Linked DNA regions of Homo sapiens: regions 1, 3 and 4 are each linked to region 2. A link is a contact called in ENCODE Hi-C data. All regions are on one chromosome and are shown on one strand. The core of a region is the stretch at or near the end of the contact, and the rest is flanking DNA. Distances in the headings are between cores, read along the strand shown. Region 1 overlaps RETREG1 (reticulophagy regulator 1). Region 2 has its middle 70 kb from the start of LINC02111. Region 3 overlaps MYO10 (myosin X). Region 4 holds the start of RETREG1 (reticulophagy regulator 1).

Evidence for each region. A loop is a pair of places that touch in the nucleus more often than their neighbours do. Pooled maps may share reads with other maps.
Region 1: a loop to region 2 is called in a map with no recorded cell type, with 3 times the contacts of the local background. The contact joins two enhancer-like sites. A Hi-C loop is called at or near these places in 2 of 37 single-sample maps with no recorded cell type and 3 of 50 pooled maps.
Region 3: a map with no recorded cell type shows a loop between it and region 2 (15-fold over the local background). The contact joins two enhancer-like sites. A Hi-C loop is called at or near these places in 12 of 37 single-sample maps with no recorded cell type and 4 of 50 pooled maps.
Region 4: a loop to region 2 is called in a pooled map, with 5 times the contacts of the local background. The contact joins the promoter of RETREG1 here to the enhancer-like site in region 2. A Hi-C loop is called at or near these places in 3 of 37 single-sample maps with no recorded cell type and 2 of 50 pooled maps.

Annotation. Positions count from the first base shown.
Region 1 is chr5:16,551,032-16,554,256 of GRCh38, reverse strand. The region is part of intron 3 of RETREG1 (reticulophagy regulator 1); the gene reads left to right. Among named protein-coding and RNA genes, the nearest start is that of RETREG1-AS1, 63 kb to the left of the region's middle. RefSeq lists a silencer at 1,243-1,537. Within about 2 kb of position 1,361, at least 6 of the 41 ENCODE cell types and tissues checked have a DNase peak (open chromatin) inside an H3K27ac peak, as active enhancers do.
Region 2 is chr5:17,315,657-17,318,940 of GRCh38, reverse strand. No RefSeq gene overlaps it. Among named protein-coding and RNA genes, the nearest start is that of LINC02111, 70 kb to the left of the region's middle. Within about 2 kb of position 1,305, at least 7 of the 41 ENCODE cell types and tissues checked have a DNase peak (open chromatin) inside an H3K27ac peak, as active enhancers do.
Region 3 is chr5:16,783,955-16,787,024 of GRCh38, reverse strand. The region is part of intron 4 of MYO10 (myosin X); the gene reads left to right. Among named protein-coding and RNA genes, the nearest start is that of MYO10, 150 kb to the left of the region's middle. Within about 2 kb of position 1,749, at least 2 of the 41 ENCODE cell types and tissues checked have a DNase peak (open chromatin) inside an H3K27ac peak, as active enhancers do.
Region 4 is chr5:16,615,451-16,618,334 of GRCh38, reverse strand. RETREG1 (reticulophagy regulator 1) reads left to right here and starts at 1,338. Exons shown (of 9, transcript NM_001034850.3): 1 at 1,338-1,683. The coding sequence starts at 1,364. RETREG1-AS1 (RETREG1 antisense RNA 1) reads right to left here and starts at 2,409. Exons shown (of 4, transcript NR_109946.1): 1 at 1,849-2,409. RefSeq lists a silencer at 1,095-1,584.

The sequences.
Region 1 (3,225 bases), core at 112-2,611, 760 kb after region 2:
CTCGGAAATGTCAGCATCATTCCAGGTGGGGGGCCCAGCCAGGCCGAGTGTCTTTTGACACAAAGTCTCACAGGATTGGGGTGAAGAAAAATGATTTATTTCCAAGGTCAGGTGAGATCAAAGTTCTTAAATTCTTGCTTTTTGAGGCTCAGAGGCAAGCTCAAAGGTTCAGCCTCCAGGTACAAGTGACAGGGTTGAATGCATATTCTGGTGACTTAGGTGTAAACCCAAAAATGTTTCAAGATTTGGAAACTCTTTGCATTATCCAGAATAAGATTTAAATCTTATCCTCATGGTCCGAACTGTAGTCTTTGGACAACAAGAGGGAATCTGAGAGAATATCGTGCTCTCTTTCAACAACCTATCCCTGGGTTCTGTCAGTGGGCAGGTCTGTCTGTCTGTCGGCCTACCTGTATATGTTCCTTAGGTACATGTTAGTGATCATATTGAATATACTGAATGATATTTGTAATATATATATAAGTTGTAAAACATAATAAAATGAATATACATGAACCTATTATCCAATCAGGACTGATACAGTTGCTCCCCCGCCCACCCCGTCCTGCTGCCTGCCAGAAGCAAGCATGGTCCTGAAGTTTGTGCTCCTCATTCATTTGCTTTTCAAAAAAAAGCCGCGCTTATATTTAAATGAAATATGAATATTCATACATTTAAACAAAATCTAAATATATTTAAACAAAATCTAATCTAAATATTTATATATTTAAACAAGGTATAAATGTTTATATATTCAAAGTATAGATATATATTTAAACAAAATATAAACATGTATATATTTAAACCAAGTATGAATATTTATATATTTAAATCACATATATGTATCCCTAAATAAAGTTTTTGTTTTTGAGGTGTATCAAAATGGTACCATATTTATGTGCTCTTCTAGGACTAGTGTTTTTTTTTCTTACACGTTTTTTAAAAAGATCAGTTGTGTTGCTGTGTATAGCTGTAGTTCATTCATATTTTGTGGCTGTACGATATTCCATCATGTGGACTATATCACAACTTATTTATCTGCTCTTTTTGCACTGACTTTGGATTTTTTTTTCCATAGTGTGCACTGTTTCTGTTTCTGAGTTTACGATATGGCAGTACAAATGGTCATTTAAAGGAAAAAGGTAGATGCCTAATGCTTAAAGTGAACAGTTCCCAAAGCCAGAATATTGTATATTTGAAAGGTTGTGTAAAATTTATACCAATACAAGGGCTGTGACACCTAGCATGGAAATATTCTTGTGAGTTCTTGGGAGGTTTTTTTGTCTTTAGTCTGTGCATGCTCAGCCCTGTTCTAGGGCTGGCTGCCACTAGAGGGGGTGTGAGCGATGGGACATCTGTTTCAGAGAAGCTAAGAATAGTTTGGCTACTGCAGAACCCAGCCGTGTGGCTCCAAAGTGTGATTAGTACCTACACATTCCAGCAGGGCAAAAGCATTAACGTTGTTCTAGTTACAAGAAGAAAGTCCGATGAAAGGTGACTTCTATACCTGTACCTGTGTGCACAGGTGTGCATGGATACTCATATGTTTTAGAGTAGTAGGGGGAGTGAAAAAAATTAACAGGGACTAACTAAGAGAAGTGATTGAAGGATAGATCAATGGAGAATATGACAGAGAAAGTGGGGGTGGGCAGGAAATTCACAAATGAATGACATGAATCAATGACAAATGGTTGTGTTTTTTAGTTGACAAACAAGCTAAGCATCTGTGAGGTCTCTAAGAACTAAATGGTACTTTGAGTTCATGACCCTTTTACTGTTTGTTTCTATCCACTGTCTTATATAAAATCTTTTGAATGTTGTTTATCTTGTGCTCTCCAAAGTCTTTCCTTCCCTCCTTGCTCTTTGACTTAGTCTTTTGACTTAGTATTTTCCTTTTCTTGAGGACTCCAGATCATCTTGAATTGTGAATCCTAGAAAATAACTTAATTTGCAAGTGATTGTGTGGAAAGAGGGGGTATTAGTGAGTTGTTGGCTCCCAGGCATAAATTAACCTGTTAAATACTGAGGGCAAAGGTTCCTGCTTGTTAGAAGAGTGTACAAGAGCAGTAGCTGCTAAAGAACGTCTTCCACACCATTGTGTGTTTGGGGCAGGCTGAATAGTCCCATCCACACCAAAGAAGTCCATACCGTAACTCAGAACCTGTGAATACATGACCTCAGATGGCAGGAGGGACTTTGCAGATGGGATCAAGGATCTTGAGATGGGTGGATGATCCTGGAGTATCCAGGTGGCCCCATGTCATCACAAAGGTTCTTTTAGGAAGGAGGCAGGTCAAAGAGAGACAATGCGAGGCTGCAGGCTGTGACTATGGAGCTAGGGACCATGAGTGAAGGAAAACAGGTGGCCTCTAGAAGCTGGAAGAAGCCAGGAGACACCATCTCCCCGAGAGCCTCTGAAAGGAATGCATCCCAGCTGACCCAGATTAGAGTCTGGCCACCAGAACTGCAAGATGATGGATTTTTGTGGTGTTCAGACACTAAATTTGTAATTTGTTACAGCAGGAATAGGAAACTAATCTAGTATTTCTTATGATGTGAAAGAACCAGCTTTGATTTGGAAATGTAGAGGGCAGTTTTTCCAACTCATGTCTCCATCTATGAAAGAATGAAGTTTGACCCTGATTTGTGGGAGAGCTTATCCTGAAACAAGGAGGGCTAGAGTGACATGGGGTGGTAACATTTTTGGGAGGGAGCCAAGAATGGGCCTGGGAGAATGTCCTTACTGGGCAAGTAGAAATAAGAAGGTTTGATGAAAAATGAACCAACATGGCCAAGGTAGTCAAGAAGAGTCATGAAGATGCCATGCTTGGAAGCCAGGGAAAAAGAGTGTTTTAAGGAGTCAGCATTAACTGGGTTCTAAGAGCACCAGGGAAAGTCACTGGATTGTATAAAAATGTTTTTGGAGGCCTTTATCAACAGTTCTCCATGTTTTTTTGTTTATATGTGTGGAGGAGGAGGGGAAGGAGCTTTTTAGGAGTGAAAAACCAAATTCAAGGGCCTGAGGATGAGATGAGGGCTGAGAAAATGGAGGTAGGTAGTGTGAATCACAGTTTGGAAAATATTGCTGGTAAATGAATGGAGAAAAATGAAACAGTGACCGGGAAAAGAGTAGCATGGCTTTTGTTGTTATTTTTAAAAATTGTGATAAAATGCATATAACATAAAATTTACCCTGAGTGACATTTTGTACATTTACAAGGTGGT
Region 2 (3,284 bases), core at 56-2,555:
ATCTGCTTTACTCTTCTACTTTCTAATACCAACGAATTTTCAGGTTGGTTCATGGTTATGGTCACTCAGTCAAATGAAAGTCCTTGCCTTCCTTCATCTCAGTAATCATCGTTGCCAGACATTTAGCTTCCCATTGAATCTGTTATAAAGATCACAACACAAAAGTCACCTTCATCTTTCACTTCCCTTATGGAACCCCCCTTTTTGTGGGTCTAAAAAAAGACATCCTTCTGCTCTGAAGATCAAGAGCAGAAACCATTCTTCTTTTTTTTTTTTTTTTTTTTGAGACGGAGTCTCGCTCTGTCGCCCAGGCTGGAGTGCAGTGGCGCGATCTCGGTTCACTGCAAGCTCCGCCTCCCGGGTTCACACCATTCTCCTGCCTCAGCCTCCGGAGTAGCTGGGACTACAGGCGCCCACCACCACGCCCGACTAACTTTTTATATTTTTAGTAGAGACGGGGTTTCATGATTTAGCCAGGATGGTCTCGACCTCCTGACCTTGTGATCCGCCCGCCTCGGCCTCCCAAAGTGCTGGGATTACAGGCATGAGCCACCGCACCCAGCCTTCTTCTGGTTCTTAATTAGGGCACTATTCAGTCTCCCTAGTTTGGATGGATGGAATGGGATGGATGAAGAGAGAGAGAGATATATCAGATGGACAAGGGATGGATGGACGGATGGATACATTGATGGGTGGATAAAGCAAAAGTAAGAAAATGTTAAGAATCTGTTAAATCTAGTCGGGTGCATATACAGGTATTCATTGGACTATTCTTTCAACGTTCTGTATCTTTAAATTTTTTCATTAAAAACTTGCAAGAATAAAAGGTCATTGGTATAAACACAACAAAGGCCTTTTTCACAGTATTGCCATCTTTTCTCCTCCCAAACTACTCACGCCTTCCCATCATCTCTTCACCTGACACTGCCTTCTTCTTCTCGTCCCAGGCAACAAGGAAGTAAAACAGTTTCCTGCCTCTCACTGTGCACATTCAGAAAGTTGCTCTCTGTAGAGAGAAAATTTTGTCTAAAACAAAATTTTTACTAATAATCAACCGTGATTTTTGTTGAACTGTAGACCTCCACTTGTATTTGTTGCCATTTGAAATTTCCATAGTGCTGTTTCTTCTACACCCTTTATTGCTGAATCCGGAACTCAAGCCAGTCCTTCCCTCCTTATAAGACACACGTTCGTGCACACACACAAACACACACATTCAGTTCCCCCTCCTCCACCCCCACTCGGCTACACTGAGTCAAAGCCCAGCTGGCCCTATTAGAACGGAAAAGGAAAGCAATGAAACAGACCACACAAATATTCTAAGACTGGCTCCTTGGAAGGAAATTGAGAATTCATTGACATCTCCCCAGGGAAAAATAAGTGAAATTGTGTCATTGTCAGACACTCACATAACTAAATTAATGTGAAATTAAAATCAAAATGAAATATTCCTCTTCATGTTAAAAGTAGTTCACTTAAGTAGTCCATGTACAATTGGCCGCTCCTGCAGCACATTATTAAGTGATTTAAAAGATTAATTTTAACACAGATCACAGTTTCAGTGGTGGTTATGCTAGCATTAAGCAAATAAGCATACTGTCCCAGAAAGAAGCTGATGGTTGCAGGGCAGAAGCATCTTGTCTTGCCACAGGCAGTACAATTGCGTTCATACTTCTTGCTTCAGTTTGCAGTGTGTGTATGAGCCTTTAATTCATGAAACATTAGGAGAGGATCTTTTTCAGGAAGTGAGAACCCGAAGTTGACAGACACATAACCTCATCTAGAATGACAACTAACGAGTTCCTAAACCACAAATATTCATTTCAACAATTTGCAATAATCTACCGTGTGCATGCCAAAGCATTCTAGACAGAACAAACAGTAACAGGCCGGCCTTTGCCCCACAGCATGTTCCTCTAAAAACAGATCCATAATCAAATGCTAAGAAAATACATGCCCTCAACCCTGAAGCAAAAATGTGAATGCAAGCTACACGGGGTAATGTTCCCTCTGGACAGACACCAGTAAATCCAGTTTGCATATGAAAATCGAGGCTTCTTTGCTTCCCTGCACACGATGCTAAAGTGAAGGTCAACAATCTCTTTGACCCTGAGTTCCAAGAAGATGGGAGACTATCAGTGACAACGAATGACACAGACTGAGTCCTGGCCTCAGATGGGAATGAGTGTGGGGGGGTGGGCATGGAGACAGAGGAGGAGGATGAAGGAACAAAGGATTTCAAGCGGGGTCAGCAAACTCTTTCTGTAAAGGGGCAGATAATAAGTATTTTAGGCCTTTGGGCCATATGGTCTCTGTTGCAATGACCCCAGTTTGCTGTTGTAGTGCAAAGCTATAAGTGAATAGGTGGAACTATGTTCCAATCAAACTGTATTTATGGACAAACACTAAAACTTAAATTTTATATAATTTTCATCTCTCATGAAATACTATTCCCCCTTTTTTAACGTTTAAAAATATAAAAATCATTTCTTGCTCACCAGCTGTACCATATCAGTCAAGAAGCTGACTTTGCCCATAAGCCGTAGATTGCAGACCCCTGATTTAGAGCATTGATTCTCAGACTTGAGCATGCATCAGTCATGTACATTGATGAGAGCAAACACAAATCCTTGGGCTCTGCCCCAGCGTTCCTGATCCCACAGGTCTGGGATGAGCCTAACCATATGCATTTCTTACAAGTTCCCAGGTGATACTCATGCTACCAAGAACACAAATGGAGAACTATGGTTTAGAGACAAAGTAACAAGACGGAGAAGGGAGGAAAGAAGTGCCCATGGCCAGGCGTGGTGACTCATGCCTGTAATTTCAGCACTTTGGGAGGCCAAGGTGGGTGGATCGCTTGAGGCCAGGAGTTCAAGACGAGCCTGGCCAACATGGTGAAATGCCGGCTCTACTGAAAATACAAAAATTAGTCGGGTATGGTGGCGCATACCTGTAGTCCAGCGACTCAGGAGGCTGAGGCAGGAAAATCACTTAAACTCAGGAGGTGGAGGTTGCAGTGAGCCAAGATTGTGCCACTGCACTCCAGCCTGGACGACAGAGAGAGAGAAAAAAAAAAAAAGGGCCCACGTTGGCCAGGATGAGTCAGCAATAATCATTTGTTTGGGCCACGTAGAGCTGTTTCATGATCCCCAAGAGAGACTTCATTAAAAACAGCTTGCCTTGTATAAACATAAATAAATAACTCTTCCTTCATAGTTGATTCTCTTTGACACAGAAATATGAAAACCCCTATTTATAGTGTCTTTTGCACAGACACACAT
Region 3 (3,070 bases), core at 500-2,999, 530 kb after region 2:
GCTAATTTTTGTATTTTTAGTAGAGACGGGGTTTCACCATGTTCGCCAGGCTGGCCTCGAACTCCTGACCTTAAGTGATCTCCCTGTCTTGGCCTCCCAAAGTGGTAGGATTACAGATGTGAGCTACTGCCCCCGGCCAAAAATTTTTTTTTTTAAATAAAAATGACAGAGTTCTACACCCACAGGTTTGGACGAGGGACCTATTAGGTGATTCTAATATGCAGCCAGGGTTGAGAGCCACCACCGTAGAGCTCTGTGCAAATCTGAGGGTTTTTCCAAGTTTTACTTGCACAGCTTGAGTATCCCTTATCCAAAATGCTTTGGGCTAGGCATATTTCAGCTTTCAGGTTTTTTCCAATGTTTTTGGATTTTGGAATCTTTGCATTATACTGGTCGAGCATCCCTCATGTGAAAATTTGCCCCAAAGAACCCCAAAGAACATTTCTATTGAATGTCATGTTGGCACTAAAAAAAAGTTTCAGATTCTTGACCATTTCAGATTTCATATTTTCAGATTTAGGGTTACTCAGTTGGTGTAATGCAGATATTCTCAAAATCCAGAATCTGAAATCAGAAACACTTCTCGTCCCCAGCATTTCAGATAGGAGATCTTCCACCTGTATAAGAGATTGACAGAGATTGATATCCATGACTTGGTCCATTTCCAGCCGTATTTTTTCTCAATGTGTCATACACTCTTGAAGCATCTTTATGACGACGAGAATCCTGGGTTTTCTTTCTTTGACCAAGCCTCTGCTGTAGAGTTTGAAGAGTATCGTATCTTCTCCATAATTGTATTTTTGCCATATTCGGTGAGCCAAGGTAGGCTGGCTGCTATGACAGACAGCCATCAAATCTTAGGGGTGTAACACAGGGATGGTCTATTTCTTGCTCCTCTCCGGCCCCTGGTGGGTAGGGGAGGGACTCGAGTCTACTCTGTAGGCTTCTTTGCTTGGGAGATGTACCATCTCTGAGGACACTTAGGTGGCAAGCGGAAGGTGGAGCCCAGAGGACTGTGAAGGGGGTTTTTAGCTACCAGGCATAGAAGTGGCTGATAGCCCCATGGCTCAGTTGTTCAACTGGCTACACTTGGTCCCCTTGTTACTGCCTGCCTGCCGGGTTTTTTGTTTTTTTGTTTTTTTTAATTATTTTTTTGAGATGGAGTCTGGCTCTGTTGCCCAGGCTGGAATGCAGTGGTGTGATCTCCATTCACTGCAACCTCCACCTCCCAGGTTCAAGTGATTCTTCTGCCTCAGCCTCCCATGTAGCTGGGATTACAGACGTGCGCCACCACGCCCGGCTAATTTTTGTATTTTGAGTAGAGACAGGGTTTCACCATGTTAGCCAGGCTGGTCTCAAACTTCTGACCTCAAGTAATCCACCCGCCTCAGCCTCCCATGGTGCTGGGATTACAGGCGCAAGCCACAGTGCCCGGCCTCTGCCTGCTGTTTTTACTGCAAGGGAGTCTAAATGTTTTCGGCTTCTGTGTGCCCGAGGATAAAGAGGTAGGTTGAGGAACACATAACATTGTTTCGGCCTCACCATTTTCACTAGACAACTTAACCTTCTAGTTTTTGTTTTAATAACTCAGCCACCAACAGCTGTCGCGTCAATATAGATATGTTTTAAATATGGAAGATGATTTAAATCGTTCCTTGAAACTGTCTCTCTTGGTTTCTGTGAGTCATTCTGTGCACTGTTGTTGAATGCCTCCCCCGTGCCAGGCACTGGGCCGAGCAGATGCCAGTTATTCAATGTATGCTAAGCTCTGTACTGGGAAGATTCTGGTGGCTGGTAAGGGAAACCCCAACTAAAGGTGGCCTAATTTATGCTGCCTTTTACTATTTCAGACTACATGAGGCAGGGCAGTTTCAGGGATGTGGATTCAGCCCCCGCCCCGGCTGGGCTTGCCTCTGATTTTCTTGGCTTTTGCTTTATGATTTCAAGACAGGTTTAGATCGTCAGATCTTTGTTGTCTGCCGCAAAAGGGACATTTCCGCCCAGTGTCGTGTGTGTGCGCGCAAACCTCCCCTAGGAGCCCACAGTACCCTTGACATTACGACATTATGTCTTTGTGGAATCGTGACACTGGCCCCTGCCCAGGCCTGTCGCTAGCAGAGCAGGTGAAAGGACTGTGGTTGTCTAGACCAGTGGAGATCCCTGGGACCCCTGCACCCAGCCCGGCATGTTGGCGTCATCTCTGAGTCATTTCTTCTCTTTTATTACATGCAATTGATTCACATTTTTAGCAAAATTCCTCTTTCTTGATAACGTCCCAGCTCTTGGTACTCCACAGGACTTCTCTTTAGAACGCAAAAGGGGCTCATCTGCCCATCCCACCATTCAGCGGTTGTCAGCGTGCTGCCTCGTGATGGCGTTTGTATGGCTGTGCTCTTGCTTATCCCTTCAGTTTACCTTTCTTGTAAGTTTCCAGCCTCTTTGCTACTTCTGTTCTCTGCACAACACCAAGCATGGTGCCATATGCCAGATGGATGGGGTTTCTCCGTTCAAGTCTCTCTCATGTCCGTATCTTCCTCTCCGTCTCCAGCCTTGTTAACTGTGTTTGGGACCTGGCCACCGCGGGCCTAAACAACGGCAGCAGCTGGTCTCCCGAGGGACCCTTCGGTCCTTCTAGAGCTTTTCCTCCAGAGCTGCGTTTCCTACAGGTGGCCTTGATGAGGTCATCACCACCCTCCAGCTCCTGCACTTGCCTCTGAAGCATCCAGCTGAACCTCAGCTCATCTTCTCTGCCGCCTTTCGTCTCAGCCCAGCTGACCTAACCAGACCTGGATCTCATTCTCCCATAAGAATCTTTCCCAGCTTCTGTGGTTTCTGTGCTTTCTTGGCCTGACTCATGTTTGCTGGTCTTTTAAGGCATAACTCATCCCTTATTTACTTCTGTCCTTTGCCTCCCTTCCCTCTGGATTTTTTGTTCACTTGTCCTTAACTATCACTAACACGTGACCTTGGCAGGACTTTGGATCAGGCCGAGCTGGCATTAAGAGTCCAACTCGGACACTCAGCCATGCTTCCCTCATGGGATTATTGTGGGAATAACATGAGTTAGTGT
Region 4 (2,884 bases), core at 89-2,588, 700 kb after region 2:
TGTATACACAGAGGTTTACAATGGCCACCCAGAGGAGCGTTACAGAACATTCCCCTAGAGACTCCCTTGACGCAGGGAATTTAATTGCCCTCCCTTCCATCCTGTGCAGGCAGGCTGGTTGCCAGTAAAGGGATATGAGATGCCCTGATGCATCCGCAGACAGAACCCTTAGTATGGGGGGGAAGGACCTGTCATTCTAGAGTAAAAGTAAGACCAGGAAGATTAAAGAAGACAAAAATTTAAAAATGCAAATGGTGAAAAGCATAAACAACTATTTTCCTCTCTCCCCACACTCACCCAGAAGCACCGGGGCCAAAGAGAGGGCATGGGAGGTCTCAGGATCCCCTGCCGCCCCACCACTGCCCTGATGCCCGCTTGTGACGCAGAGACCGGAGTGGCTCTGAAATTACTGTCTTCAAAGCAGGCCAAACCTTGCTTGACACGTGCAAAGTTCCAATCTCTTGCTTCTCAGCTCCCCGCACGCGCGGGCCAACGTGCACTTCTGAGCCAGATCACCTAGCCACAAGGAGGGGGAGAGAGGGGGAGATAGGAGGAGAGAGGGGAAGATAGGGGGAGAGACGGGGGAGAGAGAGGGAGAGGCAGAGAGAGAGAGAGAGACAGAGAAGAGAAAGGAAGCACCTGAGACAGAGAGAAAGAAGAGAGAGAAAGGAAGCAGCTTCCCCCAACGCTGCGGCCTTGTGTTTCCTCCCGTGTCAAACGAGAGGGCCCCAAATTGACCCCAAATGTTTTTTCTTCCTTTCTCAATCCAACATTTATACCAGCACGTTATTTCCAGGATGCCCAGGACCTCTGCTATGGTTGTGCTGCTGTCCCTGCAAAGGCGCTGGGGATGGCCGAGGTGGGGGATGTCTCTGGGGGCTGAAATACGCTGCCAGGGGAAGGGGCGCCCCGATACCACCCTCAGTGGCTGCTGGTTGGGCGACCGGTGGCCCTGGCTTGAGAAAGTGAAAATGTCCAATCTATTTTGCCTGGAGCCTTGGGTCTCTTTTGGATACGGAACCGAGCAGCAGTCCTCCACTTCGCCCTCTCCCGCCGCTGCAAGGGAAAAGGTCGTTTTCCTCGAGTCCCGGAGAGGCCCTCCAGGAACCCAGAGCCCCCCGGGGACACCGCCCAGCTCCCGGCGCCCGGCCCCGCCCCTGCGCGAACTCGGCCGCACCCACTTTCCCGGGCGGCTCCCCCTCCGTGGCCTGTGGCGTCACAAGGCCCCCAGCCGCCTGTGCCCCGCGGTGCGCGCCCCGCTCCGGGACCTGCCGCCACCGCCGCCCCGCCCTCGGCGGCACCCACACCCAGGCGCGCCCGCGCGCGCGCCCGGCCCCGTCCCTGTCTGGAAGCACAGCTGAAGATGGCGAGCCCGGCGCCTCCGGAGCACGCCGAGGAGGGATGCCCGGCTCCTGCCGCCGAGGAGCAGGCGCCGCCGTCGCCGCCACCGCCCCAGGCATCCCCCGCAGAGCGGCAGCAGCAGGAGGAGGAAGCGCAGGAAGCTGGGGCGGCGGAGGGCGCGGGGTTGCAGGTGGAGGAGGCCGCGGGCCGGGCGGCGGCCGCGGTAACCTGGCTGCTCGGGGAGCCGGTGCTGTGGCTGGGCTGCCGCGCCGACGAGCTGCTGAGCTGGAAGAGGCCGCTGCGGAGCCTGCTCGGCTTCGTCGCTGCCAACCTGCTGTTCTGGTGAGAGCTTGGGCAAGGTGGGGGCGCTGAGGAGGGCAGGTGACCTTGGGGCGCCCGGGGCCCCGGGGACCCAGTGCAGGGGGAGCCCGCGGGACACTGCGGAGGAAGAATTGTCAGCCCTGCCCCACTTTCTCGGCCACCTGTCTCGAACAGGTAGACACTCACCGCAACTTTCCTCCGGACGCACGTCCCTGTGAGCAGTTGTCGTTCTCCGTGTGCGGATCCAGCCTCAGATGCGAGGTGGTCGGCCGACCCTCAGGCACCTGCACCTACAGGTGTTCCCATCGTGCTTGAAAACTTCGCCCCTGCTTTCTAAAACTCTGAGGTCTTGACCTGCTCGCCCAAGCTTGCCGGAGCAAACGTGCTTGAACGTGTCTTGGTTCTTGCAGCCCCAGCAGGCATATCTGGACCAGATTAGGTACCCGTTCAAAACGGTGCCGCATTCATCAGTCACCTGAGATGGGCCCTGAATGATTTGTTTTTTCCTTCCCCTGGAGCGTTAGGTTTACTGTGTTTACTCCCTGATGAGAAAACGGGAGGCAAACAAGCAGGTGGAGTATGCCCAGCACCCACCCCCGGGTGTGCACAGTGTGGAAAACAGGCATATTTTTAGGTGAAGTACAGGGAGAACACACGGGAATGCTCAGCCCCTGAGCAACAGGTTTGTCTCTCCAAAAAGCGCTCTTCAGAAAGGCCAGGGAAATGTCTGTCTCCTTCGTTGAAAGTGGTGTCCTGTCATCCGTTACCACGCTATTGAGGGCGGAGAAAAACCTTCTTTGTTTGCTAAGTGTCCTCATAACAAACATGACCTACACAGTGCAGAATAATCAGACTCCGGTAACAGATACCTTGTTACAGGACAGAGATTTCTGAACCTTAAAGTTGAGAAATAAATAAATTGCACAAAATAGACAGCCTGTCATTTTCTAGGTTAACTTGAGCAAGATGAATATTTTCCTCAGATCTCTGCTAGTCCTGGTGTTTTCTCTTAAAACTAGCTGTATCTTGTCGGAGGTCCCTGAAAGTGAATTAACTTTGGATCTCTTAGGTATCTGTGTTTGGAATAGAGTTTATTCCAAATCTATCTTATTATGGAGTGAATGCGAGCACTCAAATAAGAAGGACATATTGTCTTATGCTAGATTGGGCAATAGTCTAATAGTCTTAGGGCTGTGTCTCACTAATGTTTACGATGTTTTTA